Regions from separate parts of the Homo sapiens genome. Here region 2 is linked to region 1. The links are chromatin loops, found by intact Hi-C in ENCODE. Cell type or tissue: PC-3. All regions are shown on one strand. Links, peaks and the distances in the headings refer to the core of each region. The heading gives the core; the rest is flanking DNA.

Evidence for each region. A loop is a pair of places that touch in the nucleus more often than their neighbours do. Peaks named below come from ENCODE experiments on the same cell type or tissue, not always from the same donor. Only the 100,000 strongest peaks of a DNase experiment are listed, where the experiment ranks them.
Region 2: it touches region 1 in a loop (4-fold over the local background); 3 of 110 quality-filtered maps call a loop at or near these places.

Annotation. Positions count from the first base shown.
Region 1 is chr2:158,590,929-158,607,314 of GRCh38, forward strand. PKP4 (plakophilin 4) reads left to right here. Exons shown (of 22, transcript NM_003628.6): 4 at 12,142-12,176. It overlaps LOC105373715 (a long non-coding RNA gene), which reads left to right. Exons shown (of 2, transcript XR_001739137.2): 2 at 1-5,329. Among named protein-coding and RNA genes, the nearest start is that of PKP4-AS1, 140 kb to the right of the region's middle. In PC-3, for the core only: no CTCF peak of the experiment used is centred there; a DNase peak (open chromatin) is centred at 9,453; H3K4me3 peaks cover 432 bases; H3K27ac peaks cover 1,957 bases.
Region 2 is chr2:158,714,233-158,730,618 of GRCh38, forward strand. The region is part of intron 1 of PKP4-AS1 (PKP4 antisense RNA 1); the gene reads right to left. Among named protein-coding and RNA genes, the nearest start is that of PKP4-AS1, 13 kb to the right of the region's middle. RefSeq lists enhancers at 9,177-9,682, 10,519-11,018. In PC-3, for the core only: CTCF peaks have their summits at 10,127 (motif pointing right) and 10,326; DNase peaks (open chromatin) are centred at 9,839, 10,829 and 11,359; H3K4me3 peaks cover 1,503 bases; H3K27ac peaks cover 3,710 bases.

The DNA.
Region 1 (16,386 bases), core at 7,219-12,218:
CAGTCACCTGATACGATGCAATGAGAAGTATGTAACGTCACCCATGACATGTTCTTGCCCTAAAATTATTTAAGCATCTAGATATTAATATCAGTTTATGGGGAATACAGGAGACAGAGGAACATGTCAGTTGATACTGTACTGATACATTCATTAGAACCAGGCTAAAATTCTACAGAGCAAATGAAATTATTTCAAATAGGAAAAAGAAGAGAGGGGGAGGTAAAACTATATATCAGAAGATTTTTAGAGACATAGCAACCAAATGTAACATATGGACCTTGTTTTGGTCCTGATTTAAACCACCCAACTGTTTTTAAATTGAAACAGGGAATATGAATACTGACTAGATACTTGTTGATACTAAAAATTTTAATGTTAATTTTTGGTGTAATAATATTGTGGTTATGTTATTTTTTAAAGTATCTATATTTAGAGATACATTTCAAGTATTTATTACTGAAGTAATAAGATGTCTTGAGTTTGCTTCAAAATAATCCAGTAATGTAGAGAATATAATGTAGAATAAAGATGTCAATGAAATAAGTTTGGCCACATGTTCATTTTCTTGTTGAAGCTGGGTAATAAATACAAAGAGTGTTTGTTATACTGTTTTTTATTGTATATATTTTAAATGTTGCATAACAGTTTTTAAAATGTTAGGTGATTCAGATCTTAATTTTCTGACTGAAATTGCATTTTAAAAATTAACCATAATTTCAATGTTTATAAGATTAGTATGGTTATATTTCTTACAATCTGAGTAATAAATATTCTTTTTGAAAATTTAAATAAATGTCATTTATTAGCTCTAACTTTTACCATTTAGAGATTATAAATTTACATAATATGTTCCACATACCATGTAATACCTTTCCTATCAATGATGTTCACTCATGGCAATGAATGGGACAGGGAGAAAAAAGAGGGAAAGAAAGATTAAGTTAGTCAGCCTCTCCTCTGTTATGTTGTAAATTGTCATTTCTTTTTGGATTCATGTTTCTTAAAAGAAACCTGGACATTAAAGCTAGAAATTTAAGGCAGTCTTGACCAACCACTTACCTTTTCTGTTTGCCTTGAAGGGTACCTGTTCAACTCCTGATCAGTGTTTATGGATCACACACTGTTTATCAAGAATGCTGTTTTAAGAGACTTTACCCTGTCTCTCCATTATCATTATCATCATTCCTTCTTATTCATCCTCTTAGGCTTTTTTCTGCTTCATTCCCCTACAGCAGTAGTTAGGAACATGTGGGTGATAGAGAAGAGTAGGAAACCAGAGTGGTGGGTAAGGGGATATGGGATGAATTAGGGATCCATGAGAGTTTTCAGAGGGATTTAAAACATTCTAGAACCACTTTTCTAGGATCCAGATGTCTTACTACATAGAAACATAGTATATGCTATGTAGAATATTGACTGTTTCCTTATGGGTCCACTCTTTTTCCAGGATAGTTATTAATAATCCTGGGTCTGTGGACTGTCCCACATGTGAATTCATTCCTCCTTCTGCACTAAAACAGCTATTCATGTTTCTTGTCCATGAATCAAGAGCTGAAAATGCTGTTACAGAGAGAAACCTTTCTTTTTCAAAAAGCAAGGCAGAAATTTAACAAGTGTATTATGCTCTCTCTTTTCACACTTACAATTAAATTTATTAATGAAATTTTTACTGTTTATAAAAATTAAAAATCTTTACTCTGGATAATTAGTAGACAGAAAGTGAATATCATTCTTTAGACACACACCAGATTTAATAGTACCTTTACATGAGTAGCAAAGAATTCTCTGTGTAAATGATTGGGGGAATAAATGTTTAATTACAAATTTAGGCTTAAAATTCCTTTTAAGTAAATTTTTACATAGTCTTTTCAAAGCACTTAAAATATGAAATAATGTACGAAATTAAATTGTATGCATCAAATAAAACTATTTGTAATTATAAATTTCAAGGATTTGGTATCCCAGCGTGTCTCTTACTGTAGACTGCTACAGCTTAGTCCCATGTTAATGCTGTGCCCAGTCTCACATAGAACAAATAGAAAAACAGGGCCCTTTTCTTGTTCCTTACCAGCATCTGCTTTATTTACAAGTATAACATATAGATGCTTTTATGCAGTTCTAGCAGAAAATAGTATGTTTATATGCCCTTTCTTATTTTAAATTTTTTTAAATTTCCTTTCTATTTCTTCACCTTTGGAAGGTTTTAGAAGAATAGAAATGAGGAAGGCAACAGCATTTTGTAGACCATGGACACAAATAGTTCCCAGTAGCCCCTCTGTTTCAAGGCCAAATCTTTGCCCAAATAGGATCCTAGGTTTGTGGCAGGATATTTAGGAAGAGAGTCTGTTGTTGTGTTTAGCCATTTTACTCTTTTCATCTCAGTTGCTTTCATTCTTTCAAATGTCACTTGAAATATTAGAAAACCTTCCTTTTCTGATTTCTACTTTGACTAGTTGGAACACCTGTTGTGGGATGGGCATAAACAGAAGTCATGTTTCCTGTATAATTTATAGGGATACCAGAGGGAACTGTTTGTCTCATTTTTGTCTAGTACTACGTCCTTTTTGATCTTCCCTTTCCCATATGGTCTTCTGACTCTTTTATTCATAGATTCAAGGCACTAACATAAAATGCTTTTGTCAAAGAATATTTAACATCTTCTGAAATTTGTTCACCTCTAGTCCCTATGAAGGTTACTTGAACTGTATTTCCTGTTCCTTTCATGTTTTTGCTGTGCATCAAATAAGCAACTTTCGCCTTCAGGAGGCTGATCATGATATTGTTTATTTAAATCTTAACTTTCCCTGGAATGCGTTTTAGACAGCTGTTATAGGGATCCAAAAATATACAGTAGAGTAGCACAAAGGAAAAGTAGAATGAAGAACTGAGAAAACAAGTATGAAAACAAAATAGGGCCATGAATAAGACCAAACATGTTCACCACAGTAGCTGGGCATACATTTTACTCAAACTTGCTAGCAGCCAATGTAAACCAAGAGTGGACTTTTTTTCCACATTTTGCTGTCCCTGTTGCTCATGATTTTGTAAAGACTAAAATTGTAAAAGCACATTCTGAGCATGGCCAAGTTTTTCAGGTAAAGTGTCACTGAGGGAAATATGAGTCTGACTCTAGGCCCTTGACCTTTTCTGCCTTCCATGAGGTATCAGGTCTGCCTTCCTATAGCCATCTTGTTTGCTCATTCTGTTGGTCACACCAGTGGTTGGGTTTGGAGTGGAGATGGATTGACGCAGAGCCTCACTGGTGGAAGGCAACTCAAGCCTCATGTCCTGTTGCTGATGGGTCAGGAACAGCTATAGCCTACATGAAGGGTGTCATTTTTAATTCAAGTGCTCTTGCTTTTCTGTAACCTCGATATCACCCTCAGATCATATAAATAATTATGAAAAGAAGCCCTTTGCCCTGTCTCATTTGTTATGCCTTGCTTAGTTCAAACTATAGGCATGTACCATTTTCAGGGGCAAGGTCATAACACATAAAAATAACTAAACTACAGTTAGGCACCTGTTGTCACATTTTCACTTTTCCTGGCTGCTGAGATCTTGGGAATAGCCTTAGGAAGAGAGGGGACTAACGGCCATTCTGATGAAAAGCCAGGAAGAATTAATTAGTGGCCCTTTCTTGGGAAGAAAGAAATCAGTCTCCATCCAACAGAGAATTGCCCAGGATCTGACAGCATGGTAAAGAGACACTTGGTCAGTGAAAAACCAGGAATTTGGAGGAAGAGGTTTTGTTTTGTTTTTGTTTTCATTGAGATTGATTGTGAATGGACACTAAGTAAATTTGGAAGGGGTTTCAAAAAATATAGTTAAATACTAAGGAGGATTGCTTTCAGAATATTTTTGCTAAGAAATCATTACTGCCTGGATTTGTGATTTTTCAAACTAGGGTCCTGAGAGCCCCTCCGAGGTGGTAGTGAATGTGGTGGTGGAGATATTTGTTTGCCTTCCAACTCCCTCGTCCTTCAGCTGGGCAAAGCAGTTCACTTTCACTGTCTTCACGTGTTGACCTTCCTGTCTTCACCTTACTGAACTAGCTTAGTGCAATGATGAAGAGCTATCCAAACTTGTTTTGGGAAGAATAATCATGACATATTGTTTAATTTGTGTAACTGCTCTATTTGTTCTGACGTTAAGACAGAGAGCATAAGTCTCTAGTGTAAAGAATTTATTTCCCGGGCAATCCTTACCTGACTAAGAGCAACAGATAAAGGCCCTGTTTCCCAAACAGGAAAAACGGAACTGGTTGTAACCTAACAGTTACCTATTAGTAAGTGGTATGAATTTTCAGAACATCAGAAGACAGGTTATAGCATTAGAGAACCCTCTATTCCATCTTAGTCTTCTAGATCCTACTTCTCACCATGCTTATTGTAAATATAAAATGAGCTCACGGACATTCTTCTTGAGGGTCAGGGTAAGGAGAAATCTGACCTGCCCACAGGTGAATGCCTGGTCTTAATAAGACCAGGGACTTCCATAGGAATTATATTCAAAAAGCGGTATTCTCAGCATAAATTCACGAGCACTCAAGAAAGCTAAAGCAAAGAATGCATTTAACCTAGCTAAGAATTCACAAGAAACTAATGGAATATTTTACAAATGCATTAAGAGATAGACGGAGTAAAGTTTTAAATGTACTAATTAAAACAGAAGCCAAAGCAATGTTAGATAGAAATAAAAATCTTAAAGTATGTTGTATCTCCTGATCATAATTGAAGATTTCATTTAATTATAATTAATGACGATATAGAAATTTAAGTGTTTGACAGAATGTGTTAAACTTAGTTAAGGTAGTTTGTTTTAAATTTATCCTGTAACATTCTTAAGTAGAGACAAACTTAAGAATCATTAGTAGTTATTTTGTCATATTTCCTTGGGGAGGGGAAAAAAAAATCCCAGATGCATAATGGGAAATACAGAGTGACAGGGAACTATGGAGCCCAGTTCACATAACTAAGAGGATTCTGGAATAATTCTTTAAAAAGCAATTTGTAATGCCTAGAGGATAACAAGGTGTTAAGTAATTGCAATGTGAACTCATTGCCAAAAAATAAAATCACAAAATGAGTTTACCTTTTTTTTTTTTTTAACTTAGAAATAGACCTTGGAATTGACTAAAAAGTAGACTTAGCTAGAACTTCTCACAATAGATTTGGAATCCAGAAAGCCTATACATTTGCTAATGGAGTAATTTTGATTAGTGGAAAAATAAAGCCCACCAATGGCACAATAAAAGGTGAAACATATGTTATAAAATGAGCAAATCACAAATTGAAAGTAAGATAATAAAGAATTGGTGGAAAAAGAGAGAAATGCAGTTTGGAACTTATGTCCTGAAGCCACTGAGATTTCATCTGTAAACGTGGGCGTTTTTAAACTCTAATTCAATAATTAATATGTACAGAAATACAGACTTGTGTGGAACTTAGGATCAGAGCTCAAAATGGTAAAACTGAGAGAAAATTGAGGAGTGAAACATCAAGGAAAGGCCACAATGTACAAATGTATTTTAAAAATTTTTCATAGTAAAGATTAATATACACCTGATTCATGTATTAATTACATCTATTTAATAGAAGAACACTTAAGAATAATTTAGAGAATATTGTGTACCAGGCACAGTGGCTCATGCCTGTAATCCCAGCCTGGGCAATGAAATGAGACCTTGTCTCTTTAAAAAAAAAAAAAGAAAAGAATATTGTAATATTGTAAAAAACTATGGTGTGACAGTGAAAGTAGATCATGTAACGCTACTCATTTGAGATGGTTTAAACAGCCATTAAAGAGATCATCTGTCATGACACAGAGGGGGAGAAATGTCAGATTTCTTACACATGCAGCGTATTATTTTGGTGGTCTCCCAAACTGGCTTATTCCCAACCCCTTACGGTTTTTGAGCTGTGGAAGTCAAGGTGCAGTCTAGACTATGGCGTATAGTTCATATTCCATACCTGTCTCACTGGGGACTTCATGTTCAGATTCCTACCTGGGTGCTCCCAGTACCAGTTGACCTTCTTTTCATAGATGAGTATAAGGAGAGTTAGGTCTTTGTTTTTGTTTTTAAAAGTTGCTTCACACTTTTGTTTGTGATAGATATGTGAATGTCTCTTTAGTCGGCATAGTGCTGGGCCCTGTGACATTGACATCAGAGTCCTCTCTTGTAGAATGCTCTTCTCACCATGTATTCCCAGCCTCTAACAATGGCTGGTGCTCAATAAATGATCAACAGATATTTGTTGAATGAATCCATACGATATATGCAGTAAACATCTTTTCTATAAGATACAAAGAGCCCAAATCAGGAGGAATCTGTCTCTTTTGCAGAATGATTGAAACAGTTTCTAAAATTATGTAGCATTAATCTTTAAAACAACAACCCAAAGAGTGAAGATCAGCTATCATCTATTTAAGCATCCTACTCAATGCCAGTTCCTGGTTAGATGCAGGTAGAATTAATATACTATCTTTACTCTCAAGAAGGCTGCAGTCTGCTAGTAGAACAGGTAGGTAAACAAATACTATGGTTACAATGTGAAAAGTGCAAAAATAGAGATAAATTATTGGGTACATTCACGATAAAAAGGAGGAGGTGACCAACTCTCCTCAAGGTAATTCTGGAAGGATGATTGTTGGTCACCAGAGAGAAGGCTATAGATGGTACATAGTCTAGACAGTGGGACACACCCATGCTCCATTCATAAATAAAACAATTTCTAGGATAATTTGAGTTATCCCTTCTAATTAATACTGAGTAAAATTTAATTTGTTATTGGCTATGGTTTATTTTTTCAGCTATTAATGAGTTATATTCATATATAAATATACATGTGTGTGTAAAATTTCTTGACACAATTATTTTTGTTTATTTTTTTGAAACAGGGTCTCACTCTGTTGCCCAGGCTGGAGTGTGGTGGCATGATCACAGCTCACTGCAGCCTTGCTTGCCTTGAGCCTTGCTCTCAGGCTCAGGCAATCTTCTCACCTCAGCCTCCCAAGTAGCTGAGACTAAAGGCACATGTCACCATGCCCGGCAATTTTTTTTTTAAACTTTTTTGTAGAGATAGGGTCTCACTTTGTTGCCCCGGCTGGTCTCAAACATCTGGGCTAAGCAATCCTCCCACCTTAGCCTCCCAGAGTGGTGGATTATAGGCGTGAGCCGCTGTGTCAAGCCTGATTTTTTTAAATAAAGCAGTAAATTTTGCAATTTGACCGTATTCTGATTTCAGGCTAAGAACTGTTTCTTTTTCAGAAAGGAGTAACCCTTGGATCTTGTCCTAATTCAGTATGTCTTGCTAAGAGACTAGTAACAGTAGCTTGTGTATACTTGTGATAAAATGAGCCCTACCTGAAAGAAGGTGAGGGAAATGGCATGGCAGAATTACCATGTGGCTCCATCCAGTTCTCTACTGTCCCCTCTCCTAGCGTTTACCTACTGGTATCCACTAAAGCAGGCTTGCTCACATCAGACAGAGGAACCAGGAGAAAATTGGGTACCAACTTAAGTAAAACATTTTTTAAAAATATTCCTGTTATTGCCGGGCGTGGTGGCTCACGCCTGTAATCCTAGCACTTTGGGAGGCTGAGGCGGGCGGATCACGAGGTCACGAGATCGAGACCATCCTGGCTAACACGGTGAAACCCCGTCTCTACTAAAAAAATACAAAAAATTAGCCGGGCATGGTAGCGGGCACCTGTAGTCCCAGCTACTTGGGAGGCTGAGGGAGGAGAATGGTGTGAACCTGGGAGGCGGAGCTTGCAGTGAGGCGAGATCGCGCCACTGCACTCCAGCCTGGGCGAGAGCAAGACTCCAACTCAAAAAAAATAAAAATATTCCTGTTATTATAGAACGTGATACAAAGTGAAGGTAAACTTTAGAGCATTCTGTTTCATGGGTATATAAACAAGTTATATGGTACCTGCATGTGCCATTCTAGAATTTGAGTAATTCTGAAAGAATTTCCAGACTCTATTCCTGCATGTTCTACCCTAAAAATAGCAGTGGAAGTGTGAAACAGTATGGTGTGTGAGGCAACTGCAAGCAGTTAGAAATGCTTCAGATGTAGGTTTGTGTGGGAAAGGGCACACTAGGAGGAGCCAGGTGGTGCAGGGCCTTCTGTGCCATCTGAGATGTTTGCATTTTATCCTGTATGGATCTGTTGTGCATTAGCAGCAGAAGAATGACATCAGAGGTGAGTGTTTGAAAAAAATCGCAGTAGTAGCAGCGTGGAAGAGAGCCTGGCAGGATGAGAAATGAAAGCCAGGAAGACCAGTTAGGAGAGAGACTGAAAGAATGACCCAGCCAAAAGAGGATAAGAGGATAAAGGCCAGAACAGTGTCAGTGGTAGTAGAGATGAATTCAAAATGAGTGATAGCCATGTGTCAGATACTGCCTTAGGCTCTGGCCATTGTCTGTAAACAAGGCCACCTGCCATACCCTCATGGAGGTTACACACTAGTGGGAAGAACAAATAGTAAAATTACTCCCTGCTCTTCAGTTTGAGTGACTGAAGGTGGGAATCACTAAACAGGAGTCAGTTTAGAGGGAAATAATTTCAATACGTTGAATCTGAGCTGTGTTACATATCCAGTATGCAGTTGGAAATAGTCTACAGTTATGAGTCTTGGGCCCTTTTCAGAGGGCTACTTTGTCTTTGTTAGTTTTAGGATAACATCAGTCAGGATTTTTGGTTGCAAACAATAGAATCTTCTCTGGCTTATGTAAGCAGAAAAGCAACTTTTTAGGAGCTATTGGATATCAACTCATGGAGTCTCTAGGAAGGCCAGGGAGCCAGAATCTGAATCTGGGTTTCAAGGAGCAGTGCCTACTGCCACCACTGTATCCACCACAAATGCTCAGGATCACCCTATCTCCACATGTGGCTTCTTGTGAACTTCACTCACTGGCCTGCCCTCTGGCTGGAGGGGATTATGAGCAGGTAATTTTCTGACTCCTAATATGGGAAACAGCAAAATAAGGAGAGTTTTCAAAGATATTGCACAGCTGTCAATGTCCAACAAAGATATTTTTGCCTCCATTTGCATCTGAATGAAAAAAATTAATTTCAGGAGTATGTAGAATTTTATAGTGATCTACAACATATTTTCATGTAATATTATGATGAAGGCACATTGTCTTCCTGTAAACAAAACTGATTTTTCGTATTAAAATGAACTGTTTTGTTAATTTGGTAATAAATTTGCTTTTGATTGATGTTCACCATCTGACTGGACAGCCCCAAGGTTATTAGTGGATTTCATTCTAAATGATTAAGTTATTAACGTATTAAATTATGAATATATCTTCCCATTGAAACAAAGTTATCATGGGTGACTCAGTTCCTGTGTGTATTTTAAAATGTGTTTCACATTCCAGTGGAAGCTCCTAGAACGCAAGCTGCTTGGCATCTTCAGAAGAGAAGTGAAAGGGAACCGGGATGGAGTCATTTGTGGGCACAGTGCCTACAGACACATTGTAGCCATTCAATAAAAGTTGAGGAAGTGTTTCTAGGAATAGATGGTTGGAGGGAGAGAAGGAGGAAATAAGCCTATGTTTCTAACATGAAGCTGCCTGTGATTGTTGTAATAAACATGGGTTTATTAGAACAATTGCCTTTGGTGGTTTAAAACAGCATTTCAAAATTCCATCTGTTTTGTTGTCCAATCCCTGAGTCCCAAAGTAGTGAACAATTTGAGAGTCATTTGAAGTGAGTAATTCAAAAAGAAAATAGGCTGTTATGAATAACATGTAATGACCAGTTATTTCTCAGAATTATAGAAGTTTCTGTGAAAGTAGTTGGGCTGAATAGATGATCTTCAGAGTATACCATGGAACTATTTATTTATTTTTAATTTCATTATTAGCTTGTTTTTCTAATGATTTATATATGGTACCTTAAATGGAGGAGGGAATATTATTGAGGCTTCCCATTGCCTTCACCTAGGAATACCTATTATATTTTGGTAACCAAAGGTCCTTTCAGCAGCAAAAATGCTGTTTGCTTGATTGTTACACAACGAGGTTGCTGGAGCTTCCTACCTAGACTCGGGGAGAATAAGTTGACCTGCTTATACTAGGTAATACCTGGTAATTTGTATAATCTGACCTTTCAAAACATTAAAGAACTTGATTTTTTCACAATTTAATTAAGCATCTGCTGTGTGCCTGGCAAATGCTAGGCACTTGGTATAAAGAGATGAGCAAAACAACCACAGCCCTTGCCCCATTTGAGCAATTAGCTGGAATTATATTCTGTGACCTACAGTTTTGAGGATAAAAAGTCTTGTATTTCATTAAAGTTGATATAAGTTTCAAACTCAGAAGATAAAACTTTCTTAATATTCCCGAGAAACTTGAGGTATACTAAACATTTCCGGATGGCAGTTTGATTTACCATGTATTTTAATATTGACATAAAATATGATCCTTTTGAGGAAACAGAGTTGGGTAATACCAATCTCAGTGCTTAGAAACTAATTTAGATAATAGAATTAAATAACAAAAACAGATTGAGGAGAAATTGAAATTCAGTGTGCAGAACCACTTTTGGAGTCACAAGACAGTGATGGCCTACCCTTAGGAGCAAGACAAATGTCTCATTACTGATATTTGACCAAGTTTTCACTTTTTCCTATCAGTCCATTTTGAAATCAGCTAAGAGTGTTTCAGATAAAGGAACATCACAGAGCCCTGGAGGAGATTAGCATTAACTGATTGACTCCACTTGCTGGGAGAAGGTCACCCTGCTTGCAATTCGTTCAGTGGTCCTGGAATGTGAACTACTGCACCTGTGATGGAGAAAAGGCAAATCACACACAAAATTGAAGTTCAGGGAGTTTCTATGGAATCTAGGGTTTTCAACCAGCAAGTTTCATAACCACATAATGACTTGGGGAAAGTATCAAGGGGGTAATAAGAACTTAAAATCTCAGAAATATAGCACTAAAAGGACGGTTCTTCCCCCACTCCAAGTGCTTTATTTGGCAGAATGTTTCCTTAAGCCCAGAGTCACACTCCTTTTTCTATAAATTTAATAAGCACTCAAAAAAATACCATGAATATATGTCCTTTTTCTGGTTTTTTAAAAGGAAAAAAGGTATAAATGATTAAAAAGAAAAACATGTAATGGCTGTACTCAGGGATATAACTGCTAGCACATTCATTTTTATTTTTCTAGACTTCTAGTCATATTGTCTATGTGTCTGTATGTGTTTAATGCAAAAATGGGATCACAAGCTGTTCTGCCAGGTAGCACAGTGATAAGGTGCACGAGTTTGGAATCTGACCAGGAGTCCTGGGTGTGGTTCCAGCTCTTCGAGTTACCAGCATGTGTTTCTTTGTCTGTAAGATAACAATAAGGGTGTACCTATTCACAAGATTGTGATAAATAACATAAAGGAGATCATATGTGAAATGCTTAATCTAGCATTTAATAAATGCTTAATAATCCATTCTGTTGTTCCTGTATTCTGCTACACTGTCCCTGTAACACCATGGTTTCCTGTATTGATTGGGGCAAGAGAGGTGGCAAGCAGGGAGGCACTGATATGTTTTTATTCACAAATTTTTTAAATGCACCCTCTAATAACCAAGGAAAATACATAGCTGTCACTTTATCCTGGCTTATAGGACCTTATATTTTTGATATGAAGTTCTGCGTTTTAAATTTTATAAGGCAATATTCAATTCAAAAGTGGCCTCAGTAATTTTTGTCTCTGTTCTAATTGCTGCTTTTGAAAATACATAAAATAAACTGTTTAACAGCCTTTTTGGTTCTTTTTCATATATATGATACGTATGTGGTTTTCATATTATCACGAAAAAACTGTAGTACATCATGTAAGTACTGTGAATATCATACAGTTGTGCTGTTTTGTCTTCTTCAAGTAGAATTTTATGTCATTTTATAATTTGCCTTAATTTCCAAATAGAAACAATTTTTGTCCCAATTTTAAATACTATCTAAAAATTAACTTAGATAAGTTTAAATTTTATTTAAGGTTTTTGTGCTCTTGTATAATTTAATGTGGAAATTAAATGTTAATATGCAAAACAGGTCCTAAGCTAAATTTTATGACAAAATAAATAAATGTTCCATTTTTTTCTTTCTTTTTCTTTAGCTCAACTGAGAAGTCATTTCCTTGGAGATCAACAGGTATGTTTTTTATTATATAAAAGTTATGTTTGATAAACACAAATTACATAGCCTACTCTCTTAACTTACTATCTCTTGGTGAAATAAGCCAAGCAAAGCCTTTAATAGTGACAATATTGCGCTACATTGCTTTGGAATAGTACTTAATATGCTTAAGTTTTTAGTATAATTGAGTAAATTTGTGTATGTCAACTGTAATGAAAAAGCATTGAACAGCAGCATTTTTAATATTAACCCCATATCTGAAAGTTTCCATTTCCATCATAAGAAAACACAGGGCTGACTTCAAAAAAAGTTATTACGTAATCAAGAAAGCTGCTAATTATACAAGTTGGGTATTTCACTGTGTTTATCATACTCAGAGAAAAGTCGCTTGAAGTTTTCATTTTTTTAATGTATCCACATGTAGAATATCTAGTAGCTTCTAACATAGTGTGGTAGCTTTCCATGTAGTCTCTCTATCTTTTCTTTTTAACCTAAATTCACCACATAGGAAGGATGAATTACATTAAGGAGACTGTCTGTCACTTACATAAATCGTTGATGTCTTCATACTCAGCCTTCACTCAATAAATGTTTATTGAGTATTCACATAATGTACCGGGTGCTGTGCACATTGCTGGGCAGAGTGATGGGCATAACACACACTTGTCCCTGTCCCCTTCCCCCATGGAGCTTACATCGTAATCAGTAATGTGAACAATGTTGTAATGCTGGAATAGGCATTGATGTGTAAATACTTTGGCCCTTTTCAAACAAGACTTGAATTGAGGAAGACTTAGATAACCAAATGCCCAGTATCTGAGTTTATCTAAACCTAGTGCCAGGATTCTGGTGTTCCTTATACTGCATACAAGGCACTTGGCTGTCATACAAAGAAGTTCTTTCCCCCAGAAAAATAGCGTTAACTCAAACTGTTGATGAGGCAGAAACGTGAAAAGCTACCTAACAATAAGGCTTCTAAACAACAGTTTAACACAAGGCAAGTCACACCATGAAATAATATGTGGTTAACTGCCAAGTAAGTATTATGTGGGAAATACTGATATAAGTGGACAGCCCACATCTGAGATGGCAGAGGAGATGGTCCTGCAGCCTTGGGCTTGATGGGCGGCTCTGGAGAGGGCATTGTCACTGGGCAAAAGAAGAGACAACACAAGTGTCACGGGAAGGGAACATTTAAAACTGGTTTGGGAGGTGATAAGACGTGCAAAGTCTAGAAGGCTGAATTGGCTGAAATTACAGAGATCTGTAAGTTCCAGGGACTTTATACTCTCTCCGTGATCATGGGGAGACACTGAAAATTCTTGAAGCAAAATGTCATATTATTTAAACATTTCTCAGAAGAAACAGCAGAGGTGTGAACTGGTGGGAGGAAAAATTAGTGACAAGATAGACCAATTGAAAGCTTACTGCAGAATTTGGTGTGTGAGATCATCTAGGCAATTCATAAGGATTTAGAGGCTGGTGTGGTGGTCAGGTGGGTAGGCAATAACTGTGAGGTTTTGCGTTTGGGAGGATGGTACAGTTAAAACAATTAGGAGTGTCAAAATGGAGAGCCAGTTTCGGTGGGGGTGCTCTGGACCACAGTGTGAGATGTGTTGGATTTGAGATGATTAAAGGGCAGCAAGTGACACCACTCAATAAGCATTTAGAAATGTGATTACTAAAGAAAGCCTTTATTCAAATGTGAAGAAAACACTTCTGTTAAACCGATAGGTCCATGCATATTAATACTTTATTATGTGGTTCAGACATGTGGGCCAGAGTGCTGTGGATAAGGGACAACTGAGTTAGAGAAAGCATGCCTGAAACCTAGGAGAGCAGCCTATGCCAGGAGAAAGCTGCTGCTTCTTATTCTTGGGAGGTAATGAGAGAATGATCTGAAATCTGACCAAGGCGGACAGAGGGAGTCAGGTGAGATGCAGTGTTATTTCCCCCACTTTGTCACAGCATTTAAGGTCGTTACTGAGAGTGGGAGCCATGTCTGCTCTGTTCAACAAAGTATTCCAAGGGCCTTGTGTGTGGATGGTAGACCCTAGGTGATTCACCACCTGAGCGAATGAATACTGCATACATGAACGAATAGTAAATGCTGCTTTACACGTCCTAGGAATATTTCGTGTGCATATATTAGCTTCACAGCCAAATTCTAAGCTCTTGCAAAGTGTCTCTTTTTTCTCTCCTACTTCATGCCTAGAAAATGCCCAACCTTTAGAAGGTATTAAAAGTATACCTAATGAGTAAATGAGGTGAATATTTTCATTTAGTAACAAAATCTATATTTTGAAAAAATATATACACAAGGAAGTTATGTTTTTAAAAGTGACAAGAACTATTTTTGATTCATAACTTGACTCACAATGCCTTAAAACCTTTATAGCCTAACAGGACGTTAGTACAGTATTGCAGGTTTGTTTTTTTTATGGCAAATTTGGCACACATGCATGTGAACTTAATTTTTTGTTTGTTTCTCTTAACAGCCTTTTCTTTCTTTATGTATAATATACAAATTTCTTTATTATAATAGCTTTATTGAGAGATAATTCATACTATATAGTTTACCCATTTTAAGAATACTCTTAAATTTTTTTTAGTATATTCTGACTTGTGCATCTATCACCACAATTTTAGAACATTTTCATCACCCCTAAAAGAAACCATGTGCCAGTTAGCTGTCACGCCATTTTACCCCCAAACTTACCAGTCTTAGGCAACCACTAATCTATTGTACTTTCTTTCCTTATGGATTTGCCTATTCTAGACATTTCAGTTGAATAGAATCATACATGTGGTCCTTGTGGCTGGTTCCTTTCACTTGGCATGATTTTTTCAAGGTTCATCCTTATCATAGCATGTAACAGTAGTTTATTCCTTTTTATGGCTGAATAATATTTATTCATTCATCAGTTGATGGACATTTAGGTCTTACTACTTTTGTCTGTTATGAATAATGCTTTTATGACCATTTGTATAAAAGTTTTGAATATATGTTTTCAGTTCTCTTAAGTATAAACCTATTAGTGGAATTGCTAGGTCACATGGTAACTCTGTGTTTAACCCGTTAAGCAACTACCAGATTATTTTCCAGAGTGGCTGTACCATTTAACATTTCCACTAGTTAAAAATAACGGTTCTACAGGAGAATGGTGTGAACCCGAGAGGCAGAGCCTGCAATGAGCGGAGATAGCACCACTGCACTCCAGCCTGGGCAACAGAGCGAGACTCCTTCTCAAAAAAAAAAATAATAATAAAATAACAGTTCTGATTTCTCCACGTCCTCTCAAACACGTTATTATCCTTTTTATTATAGCCGTCCTAGTGGGTGTGAAGTAATTTGTTGTATTTTAACCTTACCAACTGCCTTCATCTCGACTTTCTTCTTTACTTTGTAAATATAATTTTTCTCCTGATTCTAAATGTAATATATACTCATCAAAAGATATTTGGAAAATATTTAAAAAGTACAAAAAGTGGATAAAATTACTTATAATCAAGCTCATCACTTAGCCTTTCTGTGCATTTGTGTGTTACATACAGTTTTTTTACCTTTTGAGAGAAATGGGGAACATACTGTATATGCAGTTACATTTGCCAGTTTTTTTCATGTAATATAAAATTCTTCAAATTCATCTTTAAGAATGCATAATTAATTTATTTCTGAAATAAATAAACACTTTTCTAGCATGTAATTGTCAATGTTTAAAGCAAACATCCTTGCCCTCTTAAGAACTTCAGGTTTAATGAAGGTGAGCTATAGTGGAGATGTATAACTATATTCAGTTACAGTTGGGAGATAGGGGAATTCTATAAGGGAAAATCATAAGTATATACGTATTTACCCATATCTCTAGTATCGGACATTCAGATTTTTTCTTATTTTTTACTATTTTAAATAACAGTGTGGTAACCATCCCTATATATAAAATTGTATTGGTACCTTTGATTTGCCTTAGGCTGGAATTTCAGGAAGAAAATTATTTAAAGTACTTGAATATTTTAATGCTTTTGCTATATGTAACCAAGTTGCTTTCCTGAAAGATTGTATTAATTTTCCCTCCCTCCAGGTGTATGGGATTGATCTTCTCATATTGCCACATTAGTGTCATCATTTGTATTTCTAATTATCTAGAGAATATAGAAGTACAATATAGATTGCCCTTTTCTTTTCTATTGGAGACTTAGTGTTTGATGGATAAGAGTTCTTTGT
Region 2 (16,386 bases), core at 7,570-12,569, 120 kb after region 1:
CAGGGGAAGAGGGAACTTGCTGCCTCATTATTGACACATGGAGGTAGAATACCAGTTTCTCCACTCAGGCTCCATTGACATAGGGGAGGGGAGTGTGCGTTGCTGTTGCTGGTGGGTGGGAGTTCTGGCTTCCAATGTGGTCTCCACTGACGCCATTGTGGAAGTGGCCTCATTATTGCTGGGCAATTGTAGAAGTCCTGACTCTCCACTAGGTCTCCTCTAACACCACCCCAGCCGAGGATGGAGGTGCATGTCATACTCTCAGGTGGGGAGGGAAGTCCAAGCTCCCTTTGTGGTTTCCACAGACATGGTGGGGAGAGGTGTGCATCATGACTGGCCAGCAGGGACAAAAGTTGGCTCTCTGCTTGGCCTTCTCTAATCCCACTCTTTGGGGGCGTTAGGGCTCCGCATCATGGCGTAATGAGGACAGACATCTGGGCTCCCCACTTGGCTTTCACTTATGAGGGTGGAAGTGGGCCAAAGTTTTTCCATGGTGTCTGGCTGCAGTAGAGCTGTCATTGTCTGGAAGGGTTCTGTCTTGCTAGGCTGCCCCTTTCCTGGTACTTTGGCTAGAGAGAGCTAGCTTTTATGGGCACTTTTTTGCCTGTGCTTGTTGCTGTTTCCAGGTTTCTGGCTTCTTCAATTGCAAGTCTGGGACGTATGAGGCAAAAAGAAAACCCAGAGAACTCATCACTGTGTCATTCCTTGGGTCCCAAGGTCCTAACCACCTGCCTTCTTCCCTCTACCTTTCAGAGTCTTTATGTGTTTGTTTTATATATAATATTAATGGCTTTAAGTTGTAGGAAGAATAGGGGAAAGTATGTTTATTCCATCTTCCCAAAAGTACAAGTCCAAGAGAATGGTTTTTAGCAGTGGATTTTTTTTTCTAATGAGGCTCATTTCAAGAACAGCATGATGTTGTTTAGTCAAAATCAATAAAGACTATAGATATTTTGTATAGCCAAAGGCATAAGAATGAACATCAGCACTTACCACCCTGTTCTGAGACACACGAATAGTTGTTCCATGAGAAAAATACTTCTCCGTGATCAAAAACATCTGGGAAAGGTTGCATTTTATGCCCCCTCACTTCGGAATTCTTGATGAAGTTAGCATATTAAATACTCTGAGAAGATCTGAATGTAGTGAATTTTTTCAATCCAGTGTTTCCCAAATTCAGCTAAGCAGGAAACATGCTTTCCCAGCGTACTTACAATATCCTATACTATACTCCTGTCCACTTTGGAAATAGTGTCCACTGAGCCATATAATCTGGGGAGTTATCTCAGGACCCACCCTTCACAAGGGAGGGGACTGGCATCTTACTGGGTGTGCTGTGCCCCCAGGTCCACAAAATGATCAAAGGTCATTCTGTCTTGACAAAACATGCAGAGGAGAGTGGTGGGGAGAACATAGTAATCCTTTTCATTTTCCAACTCCAATAACCTCTGTGCCTTTATTGTTTTCTTTAAGTCTACACCAACCTCTACCAGGTAAGAGGGAAAAGTATTACTATCTCCATGTTGCAGGTGACAGAGGCTCAGAGAAATAAAAGTATATTTGTTGAAGAGCCAGATCTAGAACTGCAGGCTTTGGGCTACAGGGCCCTCCATAATTATTGAGCCCCTGTGATTCTAGCCTGGAGCCCGACCCTGCCAGAAGCAGGTGCAGTCTGACCTCCTGTGCCTGCCCTCCAGGACCCTGGGCCCTGAATCCTAGCTTGGCCTCCCTAGCAAAAAATAATAATAATAATAAATAACCCCAAGGGGCTTCCAGAACATGGCTCCCTGCTCACTGTCCCATACAGGGCTCTTCCAGGATGGCCTTCTTGCTTTCCAGAAACCTTTGTTCCATGGAAAACAAGTGCTGTTTTCCAGAACAAAGCCTCCAGGGAAGTGAGGGGAAGCTAGAATCCTAAATACAGGATGAGGCTCAGAATTGCTCCCTGGCCCTCACTTCCTCTGCAGCCATCACAGCCCACTGTGTGACTTGAGAGAGGAAGTGGCTGGGACTTCAGAAAGTGGATTTACTGGGAAGAAATGATTCCAGTAAACATAACCTCCAAGCGGCATGCCCCCGCCTCCCCCTCAGAACTACACAATAGTGACTTGTCTGCCGTGTCGCCTTCAGGGAATGGGGAAAAGGAAATGACCACTCTTATTTTGAGGAAGGTTCAGCATGAGGGCAAGGTCATTGAATAAAATGAGCCAAGGGATGATGCTGTAAAAACAAAACATTCATCCCAGAAAAGAGCTCCTGTCTGAAGGATTACATTTCTCTGCCTCCATGGTTATAGCACAGCCTCCCTTTTCTCCGCAAATGGCCACAGAGGAGGGCAATTCTTTGGAAAGGGAAGAACTGAGAGAACAAGGGATTTTATGGTTGACATCACTGGTCTGACTGGCCTTGCCAGAAAATGGAATTTATTTTGGCCCTGCAATTAGTTCTTCCTTCCCACTTAACAATTCTTCTTGCTGCTAAAGACATTAACTGAAGCATTAAATTCTTAAAATATTTCCCCCACTAGCCAAGCCTGGCTGCTGCAATGGCAATAGGAGTCTTTTGCTTTAAGTCATTGAAGGCCACTGTTAAAATCTAGCTACAACCTGCAGGAGGGAAAATAGCATCCATTGTTCACTCTTTAGCTGGGATTAGTTTTTCCAGCTTGACCAGATAGGCTTAAAGAATCCGACATAAGACTGATTCCTGGACATAAGACTGATTTGACTGGGAGAGAGGTCAGGAGAACATGGAGCATGTCCGAAACAGCTGGCCCAAGAGGGGTCCCCAAAAGTTACTGTGATCAGGCTGGGGCCAGCACGAGAGCCCCGGGCACTTGGGCAAGCCCAGGAGACACAGTGAGAGGGAAGGAGGGGTGTGAAAGGCAGGTGAAGGAGCGCCAGCCTCAGACCATAGTTCCACCCCCACCGCGCGCTAGCACCGCCACTGTCCTCTAGGCAGCTCTGAGAGGAAGGAACAAGGAGAGTCCAGAGAGCCAGGTTCTGTCATTACCACCTAGCTATAGAGCCTGGGGCAATCGCTTCACCTTCAAGACCACTTCCTCCTTGGGCTAGATCTGCTCCAAGGCCACTTTCAGCTCTAACATGCCATGTTTAAAAAATATATATTTTAAGGTATTTTTTTCTTCCTTCCACCACCCCAGATTTGCATATTTATCACATGATCACCTCAATCAATGACAGAAGTGCATGAAGTAAAAAGTGAAACACCCGCCCAGCCCCGCAGCCTCACCTCACCCAGGTTGTTGACCCCAGGGCTTCATTTCCAGACAACTGGAGCGGAGGGGAGTGTTTAAGATCCCGGGCTCCAGACGCAAAAGGCCCAGTTCAAACCCATGCTGTGCTCCTTCCCACTGTGAGGCCTTAGACACAGCTCTCCCTGCCTGCCTGCTTCCTCATCTGTAAAACTAGGACAATAATAGTGGCTGTGTTTCTGTGAATTAACACACAGAACCACAACAATGCCCGGACACCATGTTCCCTACATGCTAGCTGTTTGTATTGCATCTGACTTTCACTCACAGTAAGGGAGCGATAACTATAACAGAGGTGAGTGCTACCTTTAAGGAGCTCACAGTTGAAAGTCACCCCCGCAAATGTCAAGACCCACTTTTTGTCTGTTCCATGCCCCTCTATGTGGAAGGAGGGAAGGAGATGTCGGTTAGAGTGGAGCGTAGCTCCCGGGACTGACCCATCACACAGGTCGCAGCATCATGTGGAATCACTTCAGCCAGACGAGCCATCAGAAGGAAGCTAGATAACCCATTTAAAAACAAACATCTTAAAAGGGCATTGCAGATAAAACAATAGAGGAAAAAAACTGAATTTCCTATTAATTATGATGTGTTTTTTAAAAAATACAATCCATGCGGAAATTCCCAATCAGGCATTGTCTGGTGTTGAATACTCTGCAGTAGAGAAATGCTGCTTGTCATGGGGAACACAAAATTCCTCCTGTCCTTATGCACCCTAGTTCCTGAGGATTATGTCCTGTCTTTTTCAGCCTGCACCCTAAAAATAGCTGGTGCTATTTCCAGGTTCCCCAGCAGAGTCTCCATCCAAATGTATCCTATCAGCTTCTCCAGCTCAAGATCACAACAGCTCACCCCTGGATTGATTTGGGAGCCCATGACCTCAGGCTTCCAGTCTCCCCCACTGGCCAGGTCCCAGTGAAGCTTTTGCCCCTACCCCCTGAGTGCCAGCTTCCCCTTCCTCTGACTCCTTAATGCTTTATGCCTGTTACAGAGGGGCATCAGGGGCTGGCAGAAACCAGGGGCTGATTGGAATCAGGTCCTGCCCTAACCTCCATGGTTCTCAGTATTCTTGCCTATAAAATGTGCCAATAATAGCGTCTGCTTCATAGCCTTACAGCAAAGACTAAGTGGGATGATAATGTAGATAAAATGCCTGTCATCATGTCCAGCACATAGATAATGTTCAAGAAAAATTGTCCCCATTGTCACTTCCCATTAGAATGGCATGTTTGTTGGGGCTGTCTGCCTCCACAGACTGTGAGCTCCTCAAGGGCCAGAACTATGCATTATCCACCTCTGTATCTCTGATTCTCTGTGGCTCCAAACTCTAGAACAGCAGTAGTATACAGTAGGTACCCAGGGGATCAGTTATTTATTGCCACAATAATGCTGCACAGCAAACCAAACTTAAAACCACAATTCATTTAGCCCATGATTCAGCAATCAGGCTGTTTAAGCCAAGCTCTGCCTGGGGGGTTCTTCTGGTCTCCACTGGGCCCAGCCACAGGCCATGTAGGCACTGCTTCTACTTATGGAGGTGGTGGGGAGAGATGGACCACGTGTCCGTCATCAACCAGCAGCAAGGCCTGGCAGAGTTCTTACAGGGAGAAGAGCAAAAGGCCGCGGGGCTTTTTGAAACTGGCACATTGTTACTTTCACTACATTCTATTGGCCAAAGCAAGTCACAAGGCCCGCTCAGATTTAAGGGATGGAAAAATAGACTCTGTCTCTTGATGGGAAGAGTGGTGAAGCCACGTTTAAAGGGCATGGATTCAGAGAGGGGTGGGAATTGTCACCCCTTTCTGAATTTTTGTGATCTACCACACCCAGTTTTTCATATGAAAGAGGTAAGTTAGAGAAAAATGAACGAAAAGAGCAATGAGAAGAAAAACCCAATTTATGTCCTCACAATCATGGGCAAGGACACTTAAATTCTAGGTTGCTCAATACAAGCAAGATGAAAATTGACCTCTCAAACCATTATGTAGTTGAGAGTTCTCTAAGGTACAGTAAAGAGAATATGTGCCAATCAGGGCATAAATCAAGACACTCCTTTCCTGGTGTCTTGGGAAGGCAGATGGGCCTGGATTTATCGAGGACACTCAGCCTCCTGACAGCAGTATAATTACAGACACCAGCGTCATTAATCAGCAATCCGCCAGTGACCGAGGAGTCTATAAACCTCCAACTCTCTCGGTTCCAAAATTGATTTGACTTAAAAACAATTATTTAAATTCCACATGCTTGAGCATTTGGCTTAGGAGAATGTAGGAAAAATATCAAAAAGAAAAGTTTGTGTTTTTTATTCATCTCCACCTTCAGAACATTGAAAGTTTTTATTAGCCCATCAGTAATTGGATGAACCTTCTGTTTCACACACACACCACCCACCTTCTATCAGAGAGACTCTCACCAAAGATCCTCCAGCTGTGATGTCTGAAAACTCAATTCAGTGATGAGCTAAGGGACCCACTCACCTAAAAAGGTGCTGAAAGGCACAGGCATGGAGTTAGGTGACTTCCATGGAGCCAGCTCCCTAGAGAGACTAGTCAGTTTCTGCCTATGTGTAACCATCCTTTCCAAAGGTTCTCCATCCTTCTGGACCCCCCTTTTCTTCAATACCAAATAAAATGGTATTGGTATTGAGAAAAGTCCCCATTCCTGGTGCAGGAGGTCTAGCATCCCTGAATGTATCCATGCATTTGTAGCAGTAAGAGCTCACATTCTTCTGGTCGGTCCTTGCCTAGAGTCTGCTTCCTCGCTGGACCACAATTCCTGCAATGCCCCCGTCTCCCCTTTCTTGGGATGTTCTGCTATGGCACAAAATCTCTTTTCTGCAAGGGTCTTTGTACACAAGCTACACATAACAGATTTTACTGAAGGTTTGGTGGCCAAAAGAGGGTCATTACAGCATAGACTACAAGGTAAATTCATGATCAGGCAGACATCACTTCTAGTTTTAGGCTGCCTCTGCTTCCCAGGGAGGCTTCCTCTCTGGTCCCGTCTTCCATATGTTCCAGCCTTAGGCCATGCCACTGGGCCCCATGACCCCCTCAGAGCTGCCTCTAGACGACTCTGTCATCTCCTGCTGGTCTGATCTTCTAGCTTCTCAACTCATCTACATCCTGGACACCAAAAACCTTCAACATTTCTTCATTTCCAAGAGCAATTTAGCCTTCCTTTGTTTCATCTTTACTCATCCAGCTCAGGCCCAGAACCTGATCTCTCAGCAGTAGCAGGGCTCCTGTCATTTTTCCCAAACAATAGGGCCACTCAACCTCTGGGAACAATTATCTTCCTCCCAGACCAATGAAAAAAATCGCACTCGACTTTTAAAGTAACAGATGTTTTCTCTCATCTTTCCACACTGTCTACCACGTGATTTGAAAGCTTAGAGAGACCTGCCTCACCCCCCATGCCTGACACCCCTGCCAAGAAGGTCATCTCTTCAGGTTAAGGGATTATATCCAGAAGATGCACATAACCACACATTTCATTTGGGAAGAGTAACCCACCAGGTCTCAAACTACAAGTTCTCAAACTTTAGCGCATATACCAATCTTCTGGTGCACATGTTAAAAATACAGCTTCCCTGGCCCTAACCTGACACAGCAGACAGTAGAACCTAGGAATCTGCATTTTTAAAAGTCTTTCATCTCCACCCTCCCCCAAGTGCTTCTGATGCAGGGGATCAGCTGCTCACACCTGGAGCAATTCTGTGCTTCTGCTTGATTTATAGCATGGAATGCAGGAAGGCCGAGGGTCCAATCAACATCTCAAGGTTTCCTAGGGCTGCTGTAACAAATTGCCACAAACTTAGTGGCTTACAGCAACAGAAATGTGCAGCATTGTTCATAATGACCAAAAAGTGGAAGCAACCCGAATGTCCATCCACAAATAAGTGTATAAACAAAATGGATGTTACACACAGTGAAATATTATTCAGCCTGAAAAAGGAAGAAAACTCTGACACATGCTGTGACATGGATGACCCTTGAAGACATGATGCTACATGAAATAAGCCAGACACGGAAGAACAAATACTATACGGTTCCATGTATATGAGATACCTAGAGGAGTCAAATCCATAGAGATGGAAAGTAGAATAGTGGTTACCAGGGTCCAGTGAGGAGGGGAGGATGGATGATTTATTTTCATGAATATAGAGTTTAAGTTTGGGATAATGAAAAAAGTCTGGAGATGGATAGTGTTGATGGGTGCACAACAACGTAAATGCACCAATGCCACCAAACTGTATATTTTAAGAGGGTGAGAATGGTAAATTTTATGTGATATGTATTTTTACACAATTTTTTAAAGCTAAAAGATAAACAGTCCCAGCCCCAGAAATGTACTCTCTCATCGTTCTGGAGGTTGGAAGTTGAAAATCAGTATCACTGGGCTGCAGTCAAGGCATTGGCAGCCCCACACTCTCTCCAGAGGCTCTAGCAGACAATCTTTCTTTGCCTCTTCCAGCGTCTGGTGCATCCTTGGCTTCTGGCCACAAAACTCCAGTTTCTGTCTCCATCTTCACATCACCTTCTCCTCTTCTCTCTGGTTGGGGAATCTCCCTCTGACTCCTTCCTGTAAGGGCACTTAGGATGGCATAATCTTCCCATCTCTAGGTGTTCAAGTCCATCGCATCTGCCAAGTTCTTTTTCGCCATATAAGGTAACATTCATGGGTTCCAAGGATTAGGATGGGATATGTTTGGGGGATCATTATTCGGCCTACCATACTCTCCGTCAGAGTTGCCAGGAAATGGGGGCCACAGTGGAGAGAGGCGAATAAGAGGCAGTAGAGAGCTGGGATTTGGGCCTCAGGGGCAGCAGGTCCAGGGGAAGGATAGGCATCCCAGGCAGGGGAAGGCCCCACTCTGTAGGTCCTGGGTGTCGGGGGTGTTCTCCCAACCCAGCAGGAGCCCAGCTCAAGATGAAGCCACCTGTCAGGGAAGGGAGTAGCTGGGGGTGCAGTGGTTGTGTCAAGGTCACTGCCCAGCCTCACAGACATGATGGGTACCCAAGCACACACAGTGTCACATGCTCTGAGGCAGAAAGGGAAGCAGGAAGTGACTCCAACCCCCCTCATGCCTGGCTTGGGCCTCGATGAGAGCACTCCAGGTCTGAAGAGGACAAAGAGTCAAGTTAACTCCTACAGTGTGCCTAGCAGAGCAGGCACTCTTCATACTTCATCTTAGCTAACCCCCACCCCAGCCCCAGAAGGGGGTCATATTAGCCCCTCTTCACATGTAAGGTACCTGCAGCTCAGAGAGGTGAAGCAGTGGGCTCACAGTTACACAGTGCGTCCATCTTCTGAGTCCTGCAAGTCCTGTCTTGGTGAAGAGCTCCCATGCGAGTTGGACAGAGCTGGGATCACATCCTGGCCCTGCACTTACTGGCCATGCGACCCTGGACACCGCCTTGCTATACTGGCTGCGTCTATCTCGTGGGTTAATTTTTGTAAGATAAGCACAGTGCTGAGCACAGCATTTGGCATGAAAACACTCAGATAACTCATATTAATATCCCCAGCCCTGCCTGCCCAGGTGTGGAGAGCAGGGCCTGCCCCAGCACAGCTCCTCCCTCCCTTGCATGGTGAGGAGTGCCCAAGCAGGGATGCTGGCTGCTTTGCCACTATTGTCTGCAGCTGGTTGTGCTGGCCTGGTTAGAAAGGGGTTTCTAGGCAGAGGAGCCCCTGGGTTTGTAACAGCTGGACTCTCCTAGCCCCTGCCCTTGTGCCTCCCAGCAAGTCCACTATGAACCCTTGGCAAAGCAGAGGGCAGGGAAGCCTCAGGATAATTCCCCATTTGTCCTCCACCCCCACAGCCAACTTGAGTCTCGATGGGCTTCAAGGACTGTGTTGTTCCGCTGCTCGGAGCCTCTCACAGGCCCAGCCTCACAGCCAGTGCCAGCTGCAGTCGCGGGGCTGGCAGCCAGACTGGGGAAAGCAAGGGGCGGCCCCGTCCCTGCCCCCAGCCTTCTAGGGGGTTCTGCCTGGACAAGAAACCCTTTCAGAGTCATGAATCCAGTTGTGGGACAGGCCTGTGATTGTGCATGTTGTTTTAAAGAGCTTTAACAAACACAACTGGCCCAACAATGGCCTGACTAACATTGACTCTGGAGGTCACCAAGCCCAGGGCGCCCACAGGGAAAGCATTGTGGCCCTGCCCCAGTGGCCCCAGGCACTCCAGGGCTGGCAGGATCTCCCATAACCCACAGTCTAGGTGCACCTCACAGTCATCCAGAAAGGAGGGAATCTACCCTTGTATAAGTGCCATTGCATGCCAACCTCTGCCCTCCCATCACAGGTGAGGGGTTGATGCCCTATAAAAATGCACTATCACTCTGCCCAAGGCCTCAGTGAATTTGTCCCAAATGAACCTTCTCCCCTCAGTACCAAACCTACCGCCCTGACCTGCTATCTCTGGTTCCAGCTCTGAATCCTATCACTGGCTTCCGCTTCTCTCCCCAGCCCCTCAGAGAAGGCAGTGTGACAAGATCCAAGCTCCCCAAGGAGCTCTGGAAGCTCCCTGGTGACTCATAGCCAAGCACCTTTCTGTTTGTCACAGCCTTGCCCAAATGTAAACAGCCAGTGCAGGCTGGCCCCAGGGCTCACATCCGGCTCACGACAGTATGCCCTCTCTTCATCAAAATTTCACAAGTCTTGATGTTCATCTTCTAAAATGAAAAGTATTGCAGGCATAGAGACATGCCCCATGTGGACGGGGCCTGCTTATCTATGACATCAGTAACAAAACAAAACAAAAAGGCATCCCTGACAAGTGGGCAAACTTCCTTGGTTTTTACGAAAACTAACCAACTTTGCCACAGCCACTGAGGGAGCAGTTGCACTCTCCACCACCAACCTCAAGAGGGAGCTAGCCTCAGTCGCCACTCTAAACACCCTCTCACCCGCCAGCCTCCTCTGTCCTCGCTAGCTGCCCTCTGCCTCCACCCACAGCTTGTGCTCTTTTGTTTGAACAGAACCATCCGACATCTCCCATATGCCCACTGGCTCCAGCAGGGGCGGTGACTGCTAACAACAAGTCCCATTCCATTGATTCCCTCCCCTAAAGGTGTCTGCAAGGGAGAGCTCTCCTGGACGGACACACACAGGAAGAGAGGGCAGGTGGCTTTCCTCACAGTGAGAGCATGCTCGTGAGTTATGGAGATGCTGTCAGCTGCAATTGCACCAGGCAGTCTCCATGTGGGTCTCCCCTGTGGCTCTGATGCCTGGCAGGGAAGGGACCCTGGAGGGGGACTGCTGCTCAGGTGTCCAGACACCTGGCTGAGGGAGAGAGGGACCCACAGATCCTCTAGGACCGCAACAGCCCAGCCACCCTGGACGGGATCTGCAGCCGGCTGTCAGGGCATGCTCCTTGGAGCTTGGTTTGGCTTCTCTTTGCTGTTCTTGGAAGCTGTGTCTTTGGAAAGCAGAAGCTGGAGTTCCCCCAGCCCTTCAGGTGGCTGGTGTTTGCCTTCTCTCTCTGCCCTAGCAGCCACACCTCTCTGGAACACTCTGATGTGCGTTTATGGAATGCCCCAGTCACTAATCTTACAATTTGTTTAATGAAAAGGAAAAAAAAAAGTCACCCAATCACATATCTGTGGCATTAGTCACAAAACCCTTGACCTGAAGTGCCCAGACTACACCAGCTGCTCCATCCCACGAGGCAAATGGTACCCACCTCACCACTCCCTCCAATGGATGGGTCCCTGAGCACTGGCCTGGCAGACTTGAGACTCACTTGGTGCCCTGTTCTCCTGTCCAAGCCGTGGAGAACTCCAGAGGCAAGACTGCCTGGGTTCACTGTCCAGAGCTGATACTCCCTTGGCACGGGCTCTCAGACAAGTCATTAACCTCTCTGCGCCTCAGTTATCTCTAAAGGGCGGGGGGTAATTTTAGTGCCCACCTGATAAAGTCATAATGGGGATTAATAAGTTTCCTGAGTACCTGGAAAGTGCCAGCTGTTACTGCTGACAGTAATATTATGGCCGCCCATGGCCCGGTAGAGCTGCGGAGAAAGCCTATGCAAACAACCTCCCAGAGCAGAGATGATACTGCTTGCTCCGAGCCAGTTAACCCAAGGGCGAAATGTGATCCTTTAACAAATGCACAGCTTGCTTCCTGCTATAGCAGGCTGTTCCCAAAGACATCCACCCTTTCGCTGTCTCCATCAGGACTGAGAGTGGCATCCCTTTAACAGGGTAGAGTCCCTCTGGCTTTGAATGGCTGCCACTTATCAAATGCCTCTGCAGTCTGGCTAGGAGTGAGCCAGACAAAGAGCTGGGTGTGTGCAGTGCATAACCAATGCCTGGCCAGCGCTGGGCTCACTTGGCTATGTGTTGCACCTGATGACATCAGGGGTTGCCTTGCTCCCCAAGTGGTGACAACTCGGCTGTCATAGGGACAAATTATGAGGGGATTCCTGTCCCCTCCTGTGAAGAAGAGAATGGAGAAGCCAGGGAGAAGCTCTGCTCACTGGCTCTGTTCTTCTCTGCAACATGGGATCTGTACTGATCTTCAGCTGAAACCTAGTAGCTGATGGGCCACTGTCTCCCCCATCAACTGAGATCACCTCTCATTTCCTTATATCTGCAGGACTTTTCTTTATGTCTATGAAATTAAAGGCCTTGGGGTGTGGGGGTGCAGAAACATGCAGTGAACCCATCCCAGACTCATAGCACCCAAATCCCTGCAGGCGGAGCCCAGTCTTCTCCGCCTGAATCTGATGCACCTCTGTGCTTGAAGACCGTGGATTTACAGGAATTACCTGACCCTTATGTGTATGCAGCCAGATGGTCATTTAGTACAAGCCTAGTGGGTTCTAGCCAAAGGCAAACAAAAACTGGCCAGTCTCTGTCTAGACTCTGGTTTTCTGAGAACTGCCCAAAGAAGTGAATACTTGAGTCCACATGAGAACTCAACTGATCTTTACTAGTTGAATTCAGACTGCCCACTAGGTAGCTTCTCAGCCTCATTCTGCAGGGCCATATGCTGAGATAGGTGCCACCACCCAGGTAGGAGACTCAGGTTGAGCTGTGCCCTGGTCCAAGTACAGAGCAGGCAGGCACTGGGAAGGAACCCAGTGGCCTGGCTGGGAGGCAAAGTGAGAGGCACTGCAGGTTCTTAACCAGGCCCAGGAAAGGAAAGGGCTGTTGAGCAGGCTTTATGGATGAATGGAGGTAGCTCCCATGGTTCCCACCCCTCACTAAGAGCCTGGGGGCTCGGCAGGGGAGCCTAGGCCACCCCTTGGTCTTCCTCTGAGTCCTTTAGATGCTGTTTGGCCACCTCAGGCACAAGTGTGGCTGAGATGTTTCCCTGCAGGCTTGTTCCTGAGAACAGTCACCTGGGCAGTCAATCTGAAGGTGGCTGCTGGGAAACCTCAGGCTTAGGAGTTGGACCCAGGACTCACATGGTGTGAACCCAGCTCAGAGAAACAAAGCTCATCCTTGGAGCAGGGCCAGCAGAGGCAGCTGAACTTCACGGTCCAGACCAACAAAGCCGTCCCCAGTGGAGCTCTTGGGAGAGGAGCCTGGAAGGGACAAAGGCCAGACACTGGCCACTCTTTAAAACATAAGGAGTTTCATCGTCTCATACCCTGCTGGTGGGGCCAACGGACAATGAGGACTGAACATCTGTGAGGTGCCACGTCACTTCTCAAAGACAGATCACAGAGGCCTGTGCTGTTAATCTGGGCTCTGTCAGCTGCATCAGCTGACAAGCATGGCCACTCACCAGTTTCTAAGGCTGGGGAACATCTGTTGCCATTGTTTTGCCTTGTCTCTTCTTGACTTGCTGCAGAAAAGGCTTGTAATAGTTATTTGCAAAAACAGGTGGAGTGCTTTGAAGAAAAGCCCTATATAAACAGAAATAACACAAACAGGTTGCTCTGCTGCGAGGCTGACCTGACTCCACCCTGGCCCAGCTCTGTCATGTCAGCAAGGCTGCTGCCTTCCCCAGAAAAGGGCCATTAGAGGCCTTGGGGAGGAGAATACTGAACACAGCACTGGGGCGAGAAGACCTTAAATCAAGCCCTAACCCGACCCTTACTGACTGTGTGACCTTGACTAAGTCACTCAACTTTTCTTCCTCAGCCTGATTCTGTCATCTGGGAAATGTGGGTAAGCAGAACTCTTCTGGTGTTGTATGAAGATTAACTAGACAGTGCTTATGAAATGAACTGGCTCACATTAGTTAGAAAAGTCATAGAAAGTTCTAGCTTGAGGTATGGCTTTATTCAGGTTCTAAGAATGCCAGCAGGTTTTGCCCCTTGGTCCTTCTTCCCCTGGGTTGGCCCCCTGTTCCTGACTCCATCTGGAAGCTCTGGCAGCCTCAGCCTCACACCGTAACAACACTTAGCCCAGCAGACCAAAGCAGGTAGGTGCCTGTCACCCAGTGCTCTGGCAAAGTCCTGAGATTCACTCTGCCTGGACCAGGTTAAGTCATGTGACCCCCAAACCAGAACCAACCAATATGTCTGGGACACTGAATGCTCAGATTGACCTCATTCACTCACTCATCAAGTGTTTATTGAGCATCTACTATGTACCAGCTACTATTGTGCATTCTGGGGGCATAATATTGACAAGGCAGTAAGCTCTGTTGGGGCTTACTTACCAGTAGGAGACAGAAAACAAACAAATACATCAAACAGAATGATACAAAATTAGGAAATAACAGATATTAAAAAAATTAACCACCTACAGCAGATTCAGAGGGTAGAGATTGATGTGGGGTATGGGGTAGAGTGCTGTTTAAATAAGATGGCTCTCTTAGGAGGTGACATTTGAGACCTGAATGCAATGAGAATAGAAGCTGCGAGAAGATCCGGGCACAGAATATTCTAGGCAGAGAGGGCCAGTGCAGAGGCTCTGAAGCAGAATAAGCCAGGCTGGTGAAGGAAGAGCCAAAGTGGCCAGTATGGACAGAGGAAAGTAGACTGACAGAGAACAAGGGGAGGAGAGGTGGGGAAGTGGCAGACGCCATGGGAGGCTGGGCCCTGCCGGCATGGGGAGGAGACAGAGCTTCATTCTGACCATGGTGGAGTCTGCAGGCTTTTCGGAAGGGAAGAGGCATGACATGAGTTATGCTTGGAAAAGCCCCCTTGCTGCTATGTGGAGAGGGGTGGGGGCCACAGGGGCCAGACAGTAGTGGCTGGAACGGGGGTGGTGACAGAGCTGGCGAGAAGTGGCTGGACTCAGGACATGTTGTAGGTCATGAGTTCCATCCCTGGAAGCAGAACCTCGTGACCTTCCCAAATGGAAATCGGGAGCTATTGCCAGAAGTAATGGGGGTAGATGCTGGTGGACAAAAAGCAAGAGTTTTCCATGACTTTCACCATTTGTAGTTTCATCAATGTTTCCGTGTGGTGCTATCGTTTCACCATCATTAGTGTTCCCTTGGATGGAAACTGTATCTCCAATTTCTTTTTCTTCCTCCAAGGCCTAGAATCATTTCGAGGGATTTTAGAGACGATGTGGTCCAAGTCCAACCTCCTTGCAGAGCAGAATCCTAAAGCTTAGGAAAATTTTGGAATTGTACAAAGTCCCCCAGCTAATTAGAGCTGGAACTGGCATGCGGCACTCCTGGTTCCTAGTGCTGGCTCCATTCATGGAACAAAGGCTTAATTTGGGATGCTGCCAAGAACTGGTGGAGGTGATGGGAGAGGGTCTTACCCTTCTGCATTCTCCATCAGCATCTCCCCAAAAGCCAGTGTGCTCAATAAGCAGAGACCCCACCCTCTCTGACCACCACACTGCCCCCAAATCCCTCAATACGTAAGTCCTGGAGCTGCCCCCGTGTACAGTCAACAGCCTTTCTTCAGCAATGCTAATGAGAGTCAAGCATCCAGGCCGTAAAAGGCAGGCTCACATATGGGAAACACCGGGGTAGTGCCTTATTTTTGTTATTTTTTATTTTTTAGAGGAAACTTTATTTGAAGTACAGTCTTTTTATTCCTGCCGGGAGAGCTGCCAGTGGACAGCTCATTGCTCCTCAGCCACAGGGGCAAGTGTCTGCCTTTGAGGCAGTTCTGCAGTCCATAAAGCAAGATGGATGGGCAGCTTTGCAGGAGCAGAAAGGGCCAGCGTGGAGCAGCCTGGGAGGGGACTGCCTAAACTCTCCTGCAGATGCTCAGTGTGTCCTGGCCGGTCTCCTGTGGTAGAGGGGCCTGGGGACAGCTTTTGCCCTTGGGCCCAGCACAGTGTCTGACACTCCGGAGGAATCAATATGCTGGGTGAGGAAAGGGCCAGAGTGGTTGGATCCCCATGACATGCACACTTGCTGGGCCATAGCACATGTCCTCTGGGCCATCTTCTGGGTGACAGGGGCGCCTGGTATCATGAGAGGGACATGGCTTGAGCAATCTGGAGTTCTTATTAAGAGCATTACAGTGGAATGCACTCTCCCTCTATCTGTGTGTATGTGGTTTTAATTTTCTACTAAGAAAAGTAATCCCGATTCTCTTTAATCAGTAACCACCGTGGTCAGAAGAAGCTGTCACAGGCCAATGGGAGTGGTTAGTGGGTTTAATCATGAAAATGGCTGGCTGTCCTCTCTGAGGAGGAGACGTAATGACGCCTTGGATGGCTTTCTTTCCTTGCTCATCCTGGTTTCAGTAGAGGGCCAGCTGGCTGTGCAGGGCTGCCATCTCTCAGGATCTGTGCACTGCTGAGGGGACAGCCAGGGAGGTGTAAATACCAATAAGCTCCATGCAAGCGCAGAGGATCTCGACAGAAGCTCTTCTGAGATGGTGAAGGCAAGAAGAGCAGCATGTCTGGCATCAGGCAGAGAAGTAGAGAGAGGGAGCCCCGACCGCAGGACACACGTGCTGTGCCTCTCTGGACTGAACAGACATTCTTTCTCTCGGGCCAGCTGAGGCGTGACAGCAAACAGACAGAGGCAGTGATGGCCCTGCAGCCCGTGGAGCATAGGGGAGAGGAGCCGGGGAGAGGAGCCAGAGAGAAGCTGCTGGCTGTTGATGTGGGGGGATGGCTAGTGAGGGATGCCGGGGTCCTGACTGATGACTGCCTAGTGCTGGCTTTGGCGAAGACGTGAAGGGGCTGCCCACATGAATGCCCACTACTGACACTCTTGCTACTAACCTTCAA